Regions from separate parts of the Homo sapiens genome. Here region 2 is linked to region 1. Evidence: read pairs that join two places in POLR2A ChIA-PET (ENCODE). Cell type or tissue: PC-9. All regions are shown on one strand. Region 1 overlaps LGALS7 (galectin 7). Region 2 overlaps ACTN4 (actinin alpha 4).

The links. ChIA-PET counts read pairs that join two places held together with the same protein. Peaks named below come from ENCODE experiments on the same cell type or tissue, not always from the same donor. Only the 100,000 strongest peaks of a DNase experiment are listed, where the experiment ranks them.
Region 2: POLR2A ChIA-PET joins it to region 1 with 10 read pairs; 9 of 35 experiments call an interaction of 5 or more read pairs at or near these places.

Annotation. Positions count from the first base shown.
Region 1 is chr19:38,764,704-38,772,703 of GRCh38, reverse strand. It overlaps LGALS7 (galectin 7), which reads left to right. Exons shown (of 4, transcript NM_002307.4): 3 at 674-875; 4 at 1,565-1,736. The coding sequence ends at 1,678. Among named protein-coding and RNA genes, the nearest start is that of LGALS7, 4.8 kb to the left of the region's middle. RefSeq lists a silencer at 2,682-2,851. In PC-9, CTCF peaks have their summits at 2,577 and 2,779 (motif pointing left); no DNase peak of the experiment used is centred here.
Region 2 is chr19:38,654,320-38,662,319 of GRCh38, reverse strand. All of the region lies in intron 1 of ACTN4 (actinin alpha 4), which reads right to left. Among named protein-coding and RNA genes, the nearest start is that of ACTN4, 11 kb to the right of the region's middle. RefSeq lists enhancers at 1,372-2,062, 3,844-4,489, 6,701-7,569, 7,570-8,000 and a silencer at 6,532-6,581. In PC-9, a CTCF peak has its summit at 3,929; DNase peaks (open chromatin) are centred at 119, 2,719, 3,489, 4,339 and 2 weaker places; H3K4me3 peaks cover 2,691 bases; H3K27ac peaks cover 8,000 bases.

The sequences.
Region 1 (8,000 bases):
GGAGTCCTTGCCAAGCCATCCTTTGACTTCCTGGCTAAGGAACTTCGGGCCTTCTGGATTCTGAGGTACCCTGGAAATACTGGGGTTCCTGGTATTATTCTTTGTCCTGTAGAAGCTGAGGGTTCCCTGAGCATCAGGAGCACCCTGGCTATCACCCAGACCTCCTGGGCAGCTCCCAGGCTCTTTGGAAATGAGGGCACCCTGCCCTAAGCGTAGTGAGTTTGGTCTGGGTAGGTTTCTGCCAAGGGCCTCATGATATTTTGGCTGCCTTGGGAATCTAAGCTCCCTGGTCATTAGTCGCCTACCTCTCCTTCTGCGGTGTGTGCCTGTCTTCAGGTCCCTGTTAATTTGGGGGTACTCTGGGAATGGGGAGTGCCAGTCCATAAGACCTTCACTTTGGTCTGGGCGGTTTATGTTTTGTTTGTTCTTTCGTTTTTTTGTAAGGTGGGGTCTCGCTATGTTGCCCAGGCTGGTCTTTAACTTCCGGGCCCAAGCGATCCTCCCTTCTCCACCTCCCAGAGTGCTGGGATTACAGGGTGAGCCACTGCACCCAGCCAACATTTCATTTACTTATTCATTCAAAGTAAATTGTAGACATCGGTATTCCTCACCCTCAACATTTCTTGGTCTGGGTGGTTTCTGAGCCCTGACGGCCACCATCCTCCTCTTCCAGGTTCCATGTAAACCTGCTGTGCGGGGAGGAGCAGGGCTCCGATGCCGCGCTGCATTTCAACCCCCGGCTGGACACGTCGGAGGTGGTCTTCAACAGCAAGGAGCAAGGCTCCTGGGGCCGCGAGGAGCGCGGGCCGGGCGTTCCTTTCCAGCGCGGGCAGCCCTTCGAGGTGCTCATCATCGCGTCAGACGACGGCTTCAAGGTGCGTCTCTGCGACAGGGGCGTGGACGCCAAGACTTAGGTCCCTGGAGCAGAGGGTTGGGCAAAGCCAGGCTATTGGTGGAAGGCAGGGAGGTTCGGGGCGGGGTGAGGGGGGTAGGGAAGTCGTGGCCAAGGCGGAGAAGGGTGTCCTTCGACCCTCTCTCTCGCCTAAACAACTCCCACTTGGGTCCGAGGGACAGAGAGACAGCAGGGTCAGGACGAGGCGAGCACCAGCCAAGTGTCCAAGGGGTGGGCGTCCTAGCGGGAAGGCGTGGCCCAGACTCGCCATCCCAGACCCTACTCCCAGTTCATTCCTTCCTGAGGTCCGGGGTTTGAGGCATGGGGAGGGATGGGTTGGAAACAGCGCCCAGGAACTCGTCCTAGCAAGGATTGGCGGGTGGGAGTGGCGGCAGATCCTCCACCACCCACAGCTTACGCGAATTCACCTCCCTCCTCTGCGCTTTAATAGCGGGTAATGGTCGCTGAAATGAGAATATCCATTACCAGCACTAAAAAAGCCTCTTTTTACTGTGCCACACAGTCAACTCGTTTGATCCTCACGCAAGAGTTAGAATGAACAATAGCCCCATTTTCCCAGTGAGGAAACTGAGGCCCAGAGGGGATGAGTGATTTCCCCAGGGCCACCCAGCACGGGCCTCCGGAATCCTCACCACCGACCCTCCCCTGCAGGCCGTGGTTGGGGACGCCCAGTACCACCACTTCCGCCACCGCCTGCCGCTGGCGCGCGTGCGCCTGGTGGAGGTGGGCGGGGACGTGCAGCTGGACTCCGTGAGGATCTTCTGAGCAGAAGCCCAGGCGGGCCCGGGGCCTTGGCTGGCAAATAAAGCGTTAGCCCGCAGCGCGACTGTGTCTGTGTCCCATTCACTGAGATGAGCAAACTGAGACCCAGAGAGGCCAAGATACTGGCTCCGGGCCACACAGCGAATCCGAGGCGGAGGCGGGCTCTGAGCCTGCCTGTGCTTAGGACACTTTCTGTCTGCGAAGGCGTGAGGGTCGCGATCTGGGAAGGAGTGGGTGTGGGGCGTGCCCTGACGCAGCATTTGTGCAAAGCAAGCCAGCTGGGAATGCGGTCGGGCGGACCTGCTGGCGTTTGGGGCGCAGAGGCGCTCACCGCAGGTCCTGGTGCCCCCACTGCAGATCTAAGGGGCGCCAACATGGGTCCATCTGCAAAGGGGGCGAATGAGTCCCACCTTTCTGGTCATTTGTGGGCCCCAATCCTACGGGTGGAAAGCGTGTTATAAGATCCCGGGTCCCTGGGTCCCGTATCCCCCTGCAGCTCATCTCTCCCACCCTCTTCTCTCCTGGCCTCCCGCCCCTAGAGACGTCCCAGGTGGGGCTGGGAAGCCCGACGGGCGTCTCCGGGCTCCCGCTGTTCCCCGAGTCGGGACAGGTACCCGCCTGCGCACCCTCGGGGCAGACGCGATGGCAGCGGCCCCGGCTCTGCGGAGCAGCTGGGAGGACTCGAAGGGCGGCGCGGGATTTCCGTGGCGCAGCGAGCCCCATTCCCACGCGCCCTCCGCTCTCCCCGACGGCCCCGACCGCGGCCCTAGCCCTGGTCACTGTGACGGGAGGGGAAGCGGACGCCAAGTGCAGCCCCGGCCCCAGTGTGACTTTCAGGGTTCAGGGCGTCGCTGGGGCTCCCCTTAATGGCGGGGTTGGGGTGGGAGAGGCTGGGAGCACTGTGAGCCCCGAGCCCGCACCCTCGGCGAGGCACCCTGCAGCGACCGCGGGCCTTAGCCGGGGACAGAGAAGCCACGCCAGGGCTGTGATCGGAAGCTGCACGTGGGTGCTCGGGACCGGCTGTTCCGGAACCTTCGTCCGGATCCACGCCTTGGTGGGCGCGCCCAGGCTTGGGCCTGGATCCCCGCCCTTGAGCTTCCGTCCCCCTGGCGGCCGCCGCCGTCATTGCTGCCTGGACCAAGGCGGATGCAGGAAGCTGGGGTGGTTCCTGGCCTGGCCTGAATCTGATTCTGGTGTCTGGTGGGGACGCCAGGTTCGCCGCGGGGCCCAGGCGCGTTCAGGACCTGGGGTTTTCTGCCCCTGCGACCCTCGGGCTGGGCAGTCTCTTCCCGCGTCCTGCCCTGGAGTGGGTGGGCGGTAGTCAGGAGGGAGCCCTGCTCAGGTGAGGAGGCCTGGGAGAGGCCGGATTCTTTTAGTCCTCCGGGGCTCCTGCTTGAATGAGTTAGCTCTTATTTCATTTGGCTGTGACGAGTGGTTTCAACATACTATTTTTTTTTTCGTAAAGATAACATATACATGTGGTACACATTTCAAAACATACAGTGAAATGAACATATTATTGGCACAAGTGGTGAATGTGGTTGGGCCTTCGGATTAGATGGTAGCGATTCAGCCGTGTTAATGTCCCGATTTTCACCGTGCCTTACAGTGTGCACGTGGGAACCTGTCCCTGTTTGTGGAAAACATAGTTAGGTATTTGGAGATGCAACATGTTTGCGATTTTTTCTCAAATGGTTCACCGAGAATGGAGATTTGGAGCTGGGCGCGATGCCTCAGGCCTGTAATCCCAGCACTTTGGAAGGCTGATGTCGGAGCATCGCTTGAGGCCAGGTGTATGAGACCAGCCTTGATAATATAGCAACAGCCCGATCGCTACAAAAAATTTAAATATATAACAAATGGAGATTTATACTGTTATTTTTGTGTGTTTGTCATTTATAAATATACGTGTATATATGTATATGCACATATATGTACACATACATCTATCCTCTTTACTGGGAGAATACTGCTGTTTCCCTGGTCTTCATTTCATGTGTATCTTTCAGAAAATCCCCTGTGGACCTCTGCACATATGCACGGGTAGTTTCTTCCCCTCCATGCATAAATGGTAGCACCCTCCACCCACTGGACGGTTTTCATGGCTTAGGAACGTGAGTCCCAGCAGCATTCCCTGAGTTCCTACTATGTGTAGCCGCTGCGCTAACCATTCCTTCAATCCCCGAAACAACCTTCTGAAGGAGATCCTCTATGCATAGTTTCCTAATGAGGAATTTGGTGCCCACGAAGGTTGAGTGAATTGGTTTAAGATCACACATCAAGTAGATGGTGGACCCAAGTGAATGCGATTCCTCTCCTTGGGGTCTTAGCCTCTGGAAATTACATTTTGTTTGCTTTCATTTATTACTTTATACATATGTGTGTGTGTGTGTGTGCGTGTGTGTGTGTGTTTGTGTATATGTATATGTGTATATGTGTGTGTATATATGTATATACATATATATATATCCGTTTTTGTTTTTTTTTTTTTTTTTGAGACAGAGTCTCGCTCTATTGCCCAGGCTGGAATGCAGTGGCGCAATCTTGGCTCACTGCAACCTCCACTTCCTGGGTTCAAGCGATTCTCCTGTCTCAGCCTCCCGAGTAGTTGGGATTACAGGTGTGTGCCACCATGCCCAGCTAATTTTTGTATTTTTAGTAGAAATGGGGTTTCACCATGTTGGTCAGGCTGGTCTCGAACTCCTGACCTCAGGTGATCCACCCACCTCAGCCTCCCAAAGTGCAGGGATTACAGATGTGAGCCACTGCACCCAGCCACTTTTTATATATTTTCAAAGACAACGTCTTGCTCTGTCTCACCCAGGCTGGAGCATAGGGGCATGATCCCAGCTCACTGAAGCCTCGACCTCCAAGGCTCAAGCGATCCTCCTGACTCAGCCTCCAGAGTACCTGGGACTACAGGCACGCACCACCGTTCCTGGCTAATTAAAAAAAAAAATTTTTTTTTAAGGACAGGGTCACTCAACCTCTGTAGGCATCAAATTCCTCATTGGGAAGTTTCCCAATTGGGAACTCAAGGAAGGGTTGGCACAGTGGCTAGACACAGTAGGAACTCCTGGACTCAAGCAATCCTGCTGCCTCAGCCTCCCAAAGTGCTAGGAACAGAAGCGTGAGCCACCTCACCTAGCCTTGGTGTTTTTAATATCAACTTCATTGAGATGTCATTTATACACAGTAAAATTCTTCCTTTTAAAGTGTACAGTTTTGGCTGGGTGGGGTGGCTCACGCCTGTAATCCCAGCACTTTGGAATGCCGAAGCAGGTGGATCACCTGAGGTCAGGAGTTCGAGACCAGCCTGGCCAACATGGTGAAACCCCATCTCTACTAAAAATACAAAAATTAGCTGGGCGTGGTGGCGCATGCCTGTAATCCCAGCTACTATGGGGGCTGAGGCAGGAGGATCGCTTGAACCTGGGAGGCAGAGGTTGCAGCGACCCGAGATGGTGCCACTGCACTCCAGCCTGGGCAACAGAGCAAGACACCATCTCAAAAAAATAAATAAGTAAATAAAAAAAATTTTAAAAAGTGTACATTTCCGTGAATTTAGACAAACACATCCCATTGTGTGGCCACCATGATCAAGGTAGAGTCTACTTATGAGATTTCCATCACCCCTCCCAGCCACACCCCTGGCACCTGGGTGGTGACCACTGATCCACTCTCAAGCTTCTTAAATTAGTTTTTCCTGCTCTAAAACTTGGTGGAGGCTGGGCGCGGTGGCCCTCTCCTATAATTCCAGTACTTTGGGAGGCTGAGGTGGGTGGATCACCTGAGGTCAGGAGTTCAAGACCAGCCTGGCCAACATGGTGAAACCTGTCTCTACTGAAAATAGAAAAATTATTTGGGCATGGTGTCGCATGCCTCTAGTCCCAGCTACTCGGGAGGCTGAGGCAGGAGAATCGCTTGAACCTGGGAGGTGGAGGTTGCAGTGAGTCGAGATCACGTCACTGCACTCCAGCCTGGGGGACAAGAGCGAAACTCCTTCTCTAAATAAATAAATAAATAAATAAATCTGGGTAGAAAAGTATAGTACTCTTTTTGTAAAAGTCTGGCTACTTCTGCTTAGCGCACATAATGTTTAAGTTCATTCGTGTGTTTTCTTCATGCAGTTCATTTCTTTGGGTTGTAATCCATTGTGTGAACCTGAGTTTGCTGATCTGTTCACCTGTTGATGTACACGTGAGTTGTTTCCAGTGTGGATGTTTATGAATAAAGATTGTATGAAAAGTCTTTTTGTGGGCTGATGTTTTGATTTCTTTTGGGTAAATACCCAGGAGTTGAGTTGCTGTGTCATATAAGTGTATGTTTAAGTTTATTTATTTATTATTATTATTATTTGAGCCAGGGTCTCCCTCTGTCACTGAGGCTGGAGTGCAGTGGCACCACCATAGCTCACTGCAGCCTCCACCTTGGCTCAAGCAATCCTCCTGCCTCAGCCTCTAGAGCAGCTGGGACTATGGGTGTATGCCACTATGCATAGATAATTTTTATTTGATTTTATTTATTTATTTATTTATTTATTTATTTATTTATTTATTTTTGAGATGGAGTTCCACTCTGTCACCCAGGCTGGAGTGCAATGACGCGATCTCTGTTCACTGCAACCTCCACTTCCTGAGTTCAAGCGATTCTTGTGCCTCAGCTTCCCGAGTAGCTGGGATTACAGACGTGTGCCACCATGCCCGACTAATTGTTTGTATTTTTAGTAGAGGCAGGGTTTCATCATATTGGCCAGGCTGGTCTTGAATTGCTGACCTCAGGTTATCCACCTGCTTCGGCCTCCCAAAGTGCTGGGATTACAGGCATGAGCCACCACGCCCAGCCTAATTTTTAAATTTTTTTTAGAGGCAAGGTCTCACTGTATTCTCCAGGCTGGTCTCAAACTCCTGGGCTCAAGCAATCCTCCTGCCTCAGCCTCCCAAAATGGTGTGGTTACAGGCATGAGCCCCTGTGCCCTGCCCAATATGCTTACCTTTATAAGAAATTTCAGGTCGGGCGTGGCGGCTCATGCCTGTAATCCCAGCACTTTGGGAGACTGAGGCAGGTGGATAATCTGAGGTCAGGAGTTTGAGACCAGCCTGACTAACATGATGAAACCTCGTCTCTACTAAAAATACAAAAATTAGCCAGGTGTGGTGGCAGGTGCCTGTATTCCCAGCTCCTCGGGAGGCTGAGGCAGGAGAATCGCCTGAACCCGGGAGGCGGAGGTTGCAGTGAACCGAGATCATGCCATTGCACTCCAGCCTGGGCGACAGAGCAAAACTCCGTCTCCAAAACAAAACAAAACAAAAAACAAAATGAACAACAACAAAAAACACTTCAAGTTTGTGATCTGCTCAGGAAAAAAAGAAAGAAATGGCCAAACTATTTTTCAGTATGATTGAACCACTCTATACTCCCAACCTTCAGTATATGAACATTTCAGCTAAGCTTTATCCTTATCAATACTTGGTATTGTCAGGTTTTGGGGTTTTTTTGTTTGTTTTAATTTTATCCATTCTAGTGGATGTTTATTGATATTTCATTGCTGTTTCCATTTGCATTTTCCTTTAATGTTCTTGACCATTATTTGACATGCCTGTGGCCATTCGATATCCTCTCTTGTGAATCGCCTGTTCAAATCTTTTGCTCATTTTCAATTGGATTGTTTATTTTCTTCTTATTGAGTTGCAAGAGCTTTTCATATTTTCTGGATATTTCCTTTGTCAAATATATGTAATATGAATATTTTCTCTCCTTCTGTGGTTAGCCTTTTCATTTTCTTTTCTTTTTTTCTTTTTTTTTTTTTTTTTGAGACGGAGTTTTGCTCTTGTTGCCCACGCTGCAGTACAATGGCAGGATCTCGGCTCACTGCAACCTCCACCTCCCAGGTTCAAGCAATTCTCCTGCCTCAGCCTCCAGAGTAGCTGGGATTACAGGCGCCCGCCACCACGCTAGCCAATTTTTGTATTTTTAGTAGAGACGGGTTGTCACCACATTGGCCAGGCTGATCTCAAACTCCTGACCTCAGGTGATCCACCCACCTTGGCCTCCCAAAGTGCTGGGATTACAGGTGTGAGCCACCGTGCCCGGCTAGCCTTTTCATTTTCTTTATTTTTAGTTTATTTTATTTTTTGAGACAGAGTCTCTGTCGCTCAGGCTGGCGTGCAGTGGCACAATCTCAGTTCACTGCAACCCCCTCCTCCCAGGTTCAAGTGATTCTCCTGCCTCAGCCTCCCAAGTAGCTGGGATTACAGGCACCTGCCACCATGCCTGGCTAATTTTTGTATTTTTAGTAGAGATGGGGTTTCATCATGTTGGCCAG
Region 2 (8,000 bases), 110 kb after region 1:
CTTCTTGCTGGGTGCTGTGTGTTCAGAGGCAGGAGTGTCTATCAATAGCCCAGAGCTCCCTGTTGCTGTTCCTCCCTCCTTGAGTAAAAGCCACATAACTCGTTTGACAAGCTCTGCCTTCAAATGGGGAGTTGTGGGTCCAATGAAACCTACTGAAACCTGTCATATTCCTGGACTGGTTTCCAGTGAGGTACAGAAAGCTAAGCACCTCAGACTGAATCAGCCTGTATGCCTGTCTCTTTCTCTGAACTAGAACCACCCTCACTCCAACTGACCAAAGGAAACAAGGAGGAAATACTAAGTGAAAGAGGGATTTATAGAGAAGGAAAGGACCTAGGAGAAAAGCCAGTTTAAAAATCAGGCTGCCAGGCCGGGCGCGGTGGCTCACGCCTGTAATCCCAGCACTTTGGGAAGCCGAGGCGGGCGGATAACGAGGTCAGGAGATCAAGACCATCCTGGTTAACACGGTGAAACCCCGTCTCTACAAAAAATACAAAAAATTAGCCGGGCATGGTGGCGGGCGCCTGTAGTCCCAGCTACTCGGGAGGCTGAGGCAGGAGAATGGCGTGAACCTGGGAGGTGGAGCTTGCAGTGAGCCGAGATTGTGCCACTGCACTCCAGCCTGGGCAACAGAGTGAGACTCCGTCTCAAAATAAATAAATAAATAAAAATAAATCAGGCTGCCATCTTCTACAATACTTATTGGAAAAAAAATCAGGCTTCCTGGCTTCCAACTTCAAAGAAGGAGACTCAACATTTTACAAAAGATGCTTTGTAAAGCAAGTGGCATCCCACCAGGTAGAAATGGCCTCTTGATGGGACCAAAGGAGGCTGGAACTTGTTCATGTTGTAAAAGTTAAGCTCCCTAAGAGAGCCACACTACAAAGCCATTATGAGTAGTACACAGTGCCATAAAACTCCAGATTCAAAGTTACCAACGCTTTAATCAAATACACGTGCCGACTGCCGAAATCATCACAGAGATAACTGCAGCTTTTGTTTGGCTGATTCATGTTCTGCCGTCTTGGGGTTCCCACTTTAGAAGTCAGTTCTGGTTTGGCCTGTCCAGGAGGCCTGGGAGGAAAGGGTAGGAGCGCCAGAGTCCTGGAAGCATGAGGTTCCTGACCTACTGGCATCTAAGAGGGACTGAGTTTGCAGGCGCAAGTTGAATGTAGACTCATCAGCACTTCTAACAACACAGCTCTAAGCAATCTGGCTGTGCCCATCTCTTCCACGGGCTCCGCTCTGACCACTCGGGCCTTTCTGCTCCTCGGGGGCCCCCTTGCTTGGTTTTCTCTGTTGGAAGCGCGTTCCTCTGGTGCTCTCTTGGTTCTCTCTTTCTCATCCGTTAAGGAACAGCTGAAATGCCACCTCTTTGAGACCTTCCTCTCCATCTGAAGTACCTGCACTGCACACTCCTCCCCTCACCACCCGCTCGCAAAGCCATTCCCAATCACTAGACTTCAGTGTAGTGTAGAAATAACAGCATAAACTTGAAAGCCTCAACTTCTACATTCAAATCCTGGCACTGTCACAGGGGCAAGTGGCTTAAAGGCCCATGGATCCATTTCTGCATGTAAGGGTAACAACACCTGCTTCACAAGATTATACAAGTGAGTCCATGGGTCGGGCATGGTGGCTCGCGCCTGTAATCCCAGCACTTGGGGTGGCTGAGGCGGGTGGGTCACCTGAGGTTGGGAGTTCAAGGCCAGCCTGACCAACAAGGAGAAACCCCGTCTCTACTAAAAATACAAAAATTAGCCAGGCATGGTGGCACGTGCCTGTAATCCCAGCTACTCGGGAGGCTGAGGCAGGAGAATTGCTTGAACCCAGGAGACGGAGGTTGCAGTGAGCCAAGAACACGCCATTGCACTCCAGCCTGGGCAACAAGAGCGAAACTCAGTCTCAAAGGAAAGAAAAAAAAACAAAAACCAGTCAGTCCATGGGAAGCACTTAGAATAGTGTCTAGCACAAGGTAAAATGCTAGCTGTTATTTAATTTATTGCACATAATCCTATCTGAAGTTACCTTGTTCATTATCTATATGCATGCTGTCTCCCCCACCAGCCTGTGATAGATCAAGAACGTGTAGAAATAAGGCTGGGGGCGGTGGCCCATGCCTGTAATCCCAGCACTCTGGGAGGCCAAAGCGGGTGGATGACCTGAGGTCAGGAGTTGGAGACCAGCCTGGCCAACATGGCAAAACCCTGTCTCTACTAAAAATACAAAAATTAGCCGGACATGATGGCCACGCCTGTAGTCCCAGCTATTTGGAAGGCTGAGGCAGGAGAATAATAGCTTGAATCTGGGAGACAGAGGCTGCAGTGAGCTGAGATCCTGCCACTGCACTCCAGCCTGGGCAACAGAGCAAGACTCCAACTCAAAAAAAAAAAAAAAAGATCATATAGAAATAAGATGGAGGAAGTTTTGCATTTGATCATCTGATTTCCTTGGTAGCCACAACCAATCCCAAATAAGGGGGCACACTCCCCAAAGACCCTCACTGCCCATACTCTGACATAATTGAACCCACAGAGCTTGAGCTGCTGCTCAGAAGTCTCATGTTTAAACTATGCTTGGAATGTCTGATAGGAACATGCATTTATTTTTAGGCAAGAAAGTTGTCTCCTAAGCTAACCCTGTGGCCCCAGAGCAGGCCGTATTTGGCAAGAACTGCTTTGTGCTTGTTTATTAAAGAGGCCCAAAACTTTCTCAACTCTAAGGTAGCTGCTAAGAGAACTCGGTGCGCTGTGAGTCTTATATTTTTATGGTCAAAGTTTGCTTCCTGTGAATCTCTGAGGTGTTTCTACAAGGCTAATAGGAGTCAAGTGTCACCCCTTACCTTCCACAGCTTCAAGCCACAATCTATTAACCAATCATCCCTCAATTGGCTCACAGCTCTCAATGGATTCAATTCTATCCTATGGCTTGTGCCTCATCAGTGTTAATGAAAGTTACAAAGGGGCTGGGCGCGGTGGCTCATACCTGTAATCCCAGCACTTTGGGAGGCCTAGGTGGGCATTACGAGGTCAAGGGTTCAAGACCAGCCTGGCCAACATGGTGAAACTCCGTCTCTCCTAAAAAATACCAAAACTAGCTGGGCGTGGAATGCATGCCTGTAGTCCCAGCTACTCGGGAGCCTAAGGCAGGAGAATCACTTGAACCCAGGATGCGGAGGTTGCAATGAGCCGAGATTGCACCACTACACTCCAGCCTGGGTGACAGAGTAAGACTCCGTCTCAAAAAAAAAAAAAGAAAAGAAAAGAAGAAAAAAAAGTTACAAAGGGAAAGGGAAAATTAGTTCAAAAAATGGCCAAGAAGGCCCTCCCCTAACCGGTCTAGGTATTTCATCTCACCCCACCATGAGACACAGTGTCGGGTGATTATAGCCGACATTCTTGAAAAAGACATTTAGAGACAGCCCTTTCTGTTTTACACAGACAAGTCCTACCACAGTCTTGGCAGTGTAGCTCAAACGATCCAAAAAAAAAAGTAACTGCCTCACAATCCTGGTGATGTTTACCGTCTGGATACCTTCCAGGACTTGAATATCTGAATCATGACTGGTTCGTAGACAGCCTGTAAGAAGGGTCGATTCATCTGACTGCCCTTGAACCGGCCTGGCAAGTTGGCTCTTCCAGACATTTTGAATTTTGAAACTGACTGTATTTCATAGGCCAGAACTGGAAGATCACAGAAGTCTTCAAATCTCTGACCCTTCCAAATGCAAGGCATACCAGTAACAGCCAAAGAAGCACTTTGTGAAAGTGTTTAATATTTTCATCCAATATATAGTTTAAGGCAAGGTACTCATTTTCTTAAAGAAAAGCAGGGAGTGACAGAGAGAAAAGGATTTGCTGTTAGATTTGGATTAGGGAGGATGTGGATTTAAAAAAAAAGTTACTTGTGCTTGGGATTTGTGGGAAATTTAGAGTTCTTTTTAATTTATCAGTGTTTGTGGAAGTAGGCAAAAGATACAGGCATATTTTGTCCTATTATTAAGAAGTCACATAGCTGAGATTCCAGTTCCAAACTCCTAGAGAAAAAAAGCACTCTTCTAGGCTACAAAGCCAGCAGCGGATTTCATGGAGTGCTCTCCTTTTTCTTCTCCCTCTCTCATGCACAAATGCACACTCCTCATCAACACAATCAACTGGCCCAACTCCTGCCCCGAGGACAGAGGGCCTTCATCCCCTACCTGGCAAGGCTGCTGTGCCTGTAGGTATTTTCCTGTGATACCAAGTGGCAGGATCTTTTTTTCTGCCCGGGGCCTAACACTCCACCATTAGCACTGCCTCTGGTATGAGGGCACTCCCCAAAACAGTAAGTAAGCAACTTGGTTTCCATGGTGATAGCAACTAAATACCTTTTACTCACACCCAGATGGAGATTGATCATAGAATAGTAATTTGTTAACCGTTACACATACTGAGGCCTTGATGACACCAACTGAAGTCAGCTTCCACCACTGCCCTTGGCCTTGGTAAAAGAAGGCCTGTCATTTTGCTAAGGCAGGCTGTAGACCCACAGTCCTCTTATTGTGACGTCCCCCTCAGGCAACTTCCCAGCATGTCCAGATGCCGAACCACCTGCGAGCTTCCTTCCAAGATGCCTCTCCTAACCTCAAACTGGCCTTCACCACCGAAACGAAGTGTGTATTTAAAAAAGGAAAAGAAAGAAAGAAAAAAGAAATGCATCTATTTCACTTCCTGCAGTCCCCTCAATCTGTATAGCTGTAATTAAGACATTATTAGAACTGGAATCAGTCATTACTACTCAGGAGGTAAGATATTAAAACTCTTTATCTTGGGCTTTTTGCAGATTAAAAGCCTGGGCAACATAGTGAGACCCAGTCTTTACAAAAAATTTAAAAATTAGTTCGGGCACAGTGGCTCATGCCTGTAACCCCAGCACTTTGTTGGGCCAAGGTGGGTGGATCGCTTAAGGTCAGGAGCTCAAGACCAGCCTGGCCAACATGGTGAAACCCTGTCTCTACTAAAAATACAAAAATTAGCTGGGCGTCGTGGCGCGCGCCTGTAATCCCAGCTACTTGGGAAGCTGAGGCAGGAGAATCACTTGAACCGGGGAGGCAGAGGTTGCAGTGAGCTGAGATCGTGCTACTGCACTCCAGCCTGGGTGACAGAGTGAGACTCCATCTCAAAAAAAAAAAAAATTAAAATTAGCTGGCCATGGTGGTGCACACATAATCCCAGCTACTAGGGAGGCTGAGGCTGAAAGATCCCTTGAGCCCAAGAGTTCAAGGCTGCAGTGAGTTATGATTAGGCCACTGCACTCCAGCCTGGGTGACAGTGAAACCCTGTCTCTAAAAAATCAAAACAGAACAAAAACCAAATGTGTTCCCTTCAGACATGGAAAACACAAAGTGGGGTATACTGCCTGCCTTCTGTGCTTCCTCTGATCCACCTAGACTGTGGCTTCCACCCACTCTCAAAAGACATCAGGGAGGGGAAAAGATGAAAAGAAAAACCCACTAGAAAGCTAGTGACAGACATCACTCAGCCCCACACCTTTGGGGGGGAAACTTTAAAAAACATAAAACAAACCACAAAGTCTTCTTTATTCCTGCCTGAAGCTGAAGACACAAATGCTATTGTATTGCTGGTGTTCTAGCATCCCATTCAATCATTGCAACACCATCCACGATATTTCCCAAGATGACTTCATTGTGTTCTGCAGGGTAGTAACTGCCGCTTCCAACTACTTCTGCCCCATGTGGATAGTTCCACTGGAAGACAAAGAATCTGTTCTGCTCTGATATTTGGAAGAAAAACATTTAAATAAGCCTTGTTAACTCAGCAGGAGGGCACTGCTTTCCTTTCAAAATGTAGGGTTCAAATCCGATGAAGGGGTGGCAGTGTGCTTTCTTCGTGGGAGGGGCCCAACTCTAAGAAGAAAACTGGAGCCTTAAGAGAAAAAGTTGGCTGGGCGTGGTGACTCACACCTGTAATCCCAAGACTTTGGGAGGCTGAGACCAGACTGGGCAACACAGCAAAACCCCATCTCTACAAAAACACAAAAATCAGTCAGGCGTGGTGGTGTGCACCTCTAGTCCCAGCTACTTGGGAAGCTGAGGTGGGGGGATGGCTTGAGCCCGAGGTCAAAGCTTCAGTGAGCCAAGATTGTTCCACTGCACTCCAGCCTTGGTAAAAAGAGTGACACCCTGTCTCAAAAAAAAGGAACAAAGGCAAGAAAAACGAAGAAAGAAAAAAGTTGTGTGAGGAACAAATGATAAACCCACATTTCTTACAGCTAGCCCTCTGTATCCATGGGTTCTCTATCTGTGAATTCAACCAACAATGGATCGAAAATACTGGAAGAAAAAAAATGAATGGTTGCATCTGCACTGAACATGTACATATTTTTGTCATTATTTCCTAAACAGCACAGTGTAACAACCATTTACGTAGCATTTAGCATTAGGTTATAAGTAATCTAGAGATGATTTAAAGTATTCAGGAGGATGTGCATAGTTAAAATGCAAATTACACATCGTTTTATCTTACATAAGGAACTTGAGCATCTGTGGATTTTGGTATATAAGGGGGTTCCTGGAACCAATCCCCCACAGATACTGAGAAATGACTGTATTTTCAATGTGTCCTGGTTTCTTACAAAACCTCAAAAGCACTAACACTTGAAACTGAAGATGAATCAAGCATCATCCAGTCATGAGCCATATGTTCGAGTCTAGTATGGCCGGATGACACACAGAGCCAAGAGGGGCTGTGTGCTCCTGGACAAGGTGCTGCCCTGCCCACCTCGACCAGATGAGATCAAGTTTTTTTCCCAAGTGTGACATACACACATGGAAAATTTTAAGGGTTATCTACACCTTACATTACACCCTGAATCACATTGAGAAAGTTATTTCCTTTGATTCTCTTGTAAACCTGATGACTTCAAAGAGAAAGTCTCTGCTTGGTGCTGGTGGGTCTTTAACACCTCACCAACACTTGCCAATCCCTTTCTAACAAAGGGAGCAGGCCTCAAGCCTGGGGGGCCTTCAGCCCGAGTGGTAACCACCTGGAAACAACACTGTTTTGTTTTCAATGTGTTTATTTTTGCAGTTTCCTTCTATTATATTTATGGCCAGGGGAGCTGGGTTTTCCAGTTGCCATACTCTTGTCAGTTTTCCTTTCAAAACTTAATTTAAAATGCAAACTGATTCAAAGGAAATTATTATGTGTCTATAAAAGTGGTTATGGAAAATCACAAATGGCTGCAGTTTACGAAGGAAGGGGATAAGCACAGGGGGACTGCTCTGGCTGGGGAGCCTCACTCCTGGGGGAGGGGGAGAGAATGGAACTCATCCCAGGAAGGAAGGAGCCAGCACAACAACAGGTGGCAAACAGCAAATCCCACGTAAACTCACTCCACTCGCCTTCAGATAACACTTGCATAAATCACAACCAAGAAAAAGGCCACTGACCTCTTCCAGAGTAAACGCTGTTCAAACTAAAGGGAAGGCAGGCAAATTACACCAATCAGCTTCTAAGACTTTCCACGGACATTCCAAGTTAATGCCTCTCTTGTTTATGGAGAAAGGGGAGGGGAGGGACGTGAAAAAACACAACCAAAAAAAGGCACAACACCAAGACAAATGCCTCGGGGATTTTTATAATCCCAGGGAAACTGCTACTTGGATAAAACTTCCCATGCACTGATGTAAGGATGCTCTTGCCAGTTAAATATATGCAAAGATTTAACTCCTTTTCTTTTTCTTTTTTTTTTTTTTTTGAGACGGAGCCTTACTCTGTCGTCCAGGCTGGAGTGCAGTGGCGTGATCTCAGCTGACTGCAACCTCCACCTTCCAGGTTTGAGTGATTATCCTGCCTCAGCCTCCCCAGTAGCTGGGATTACAGGGGTGCACCACCGTGCCCGGCTAATTTTTTGCATTTTAGTAGAGATGGGGTTTCACCATGTTCGCCAGGCTGGTCTTGAAGTCCTGACCTCACGTGATCCACCTACCTCGACCTCCC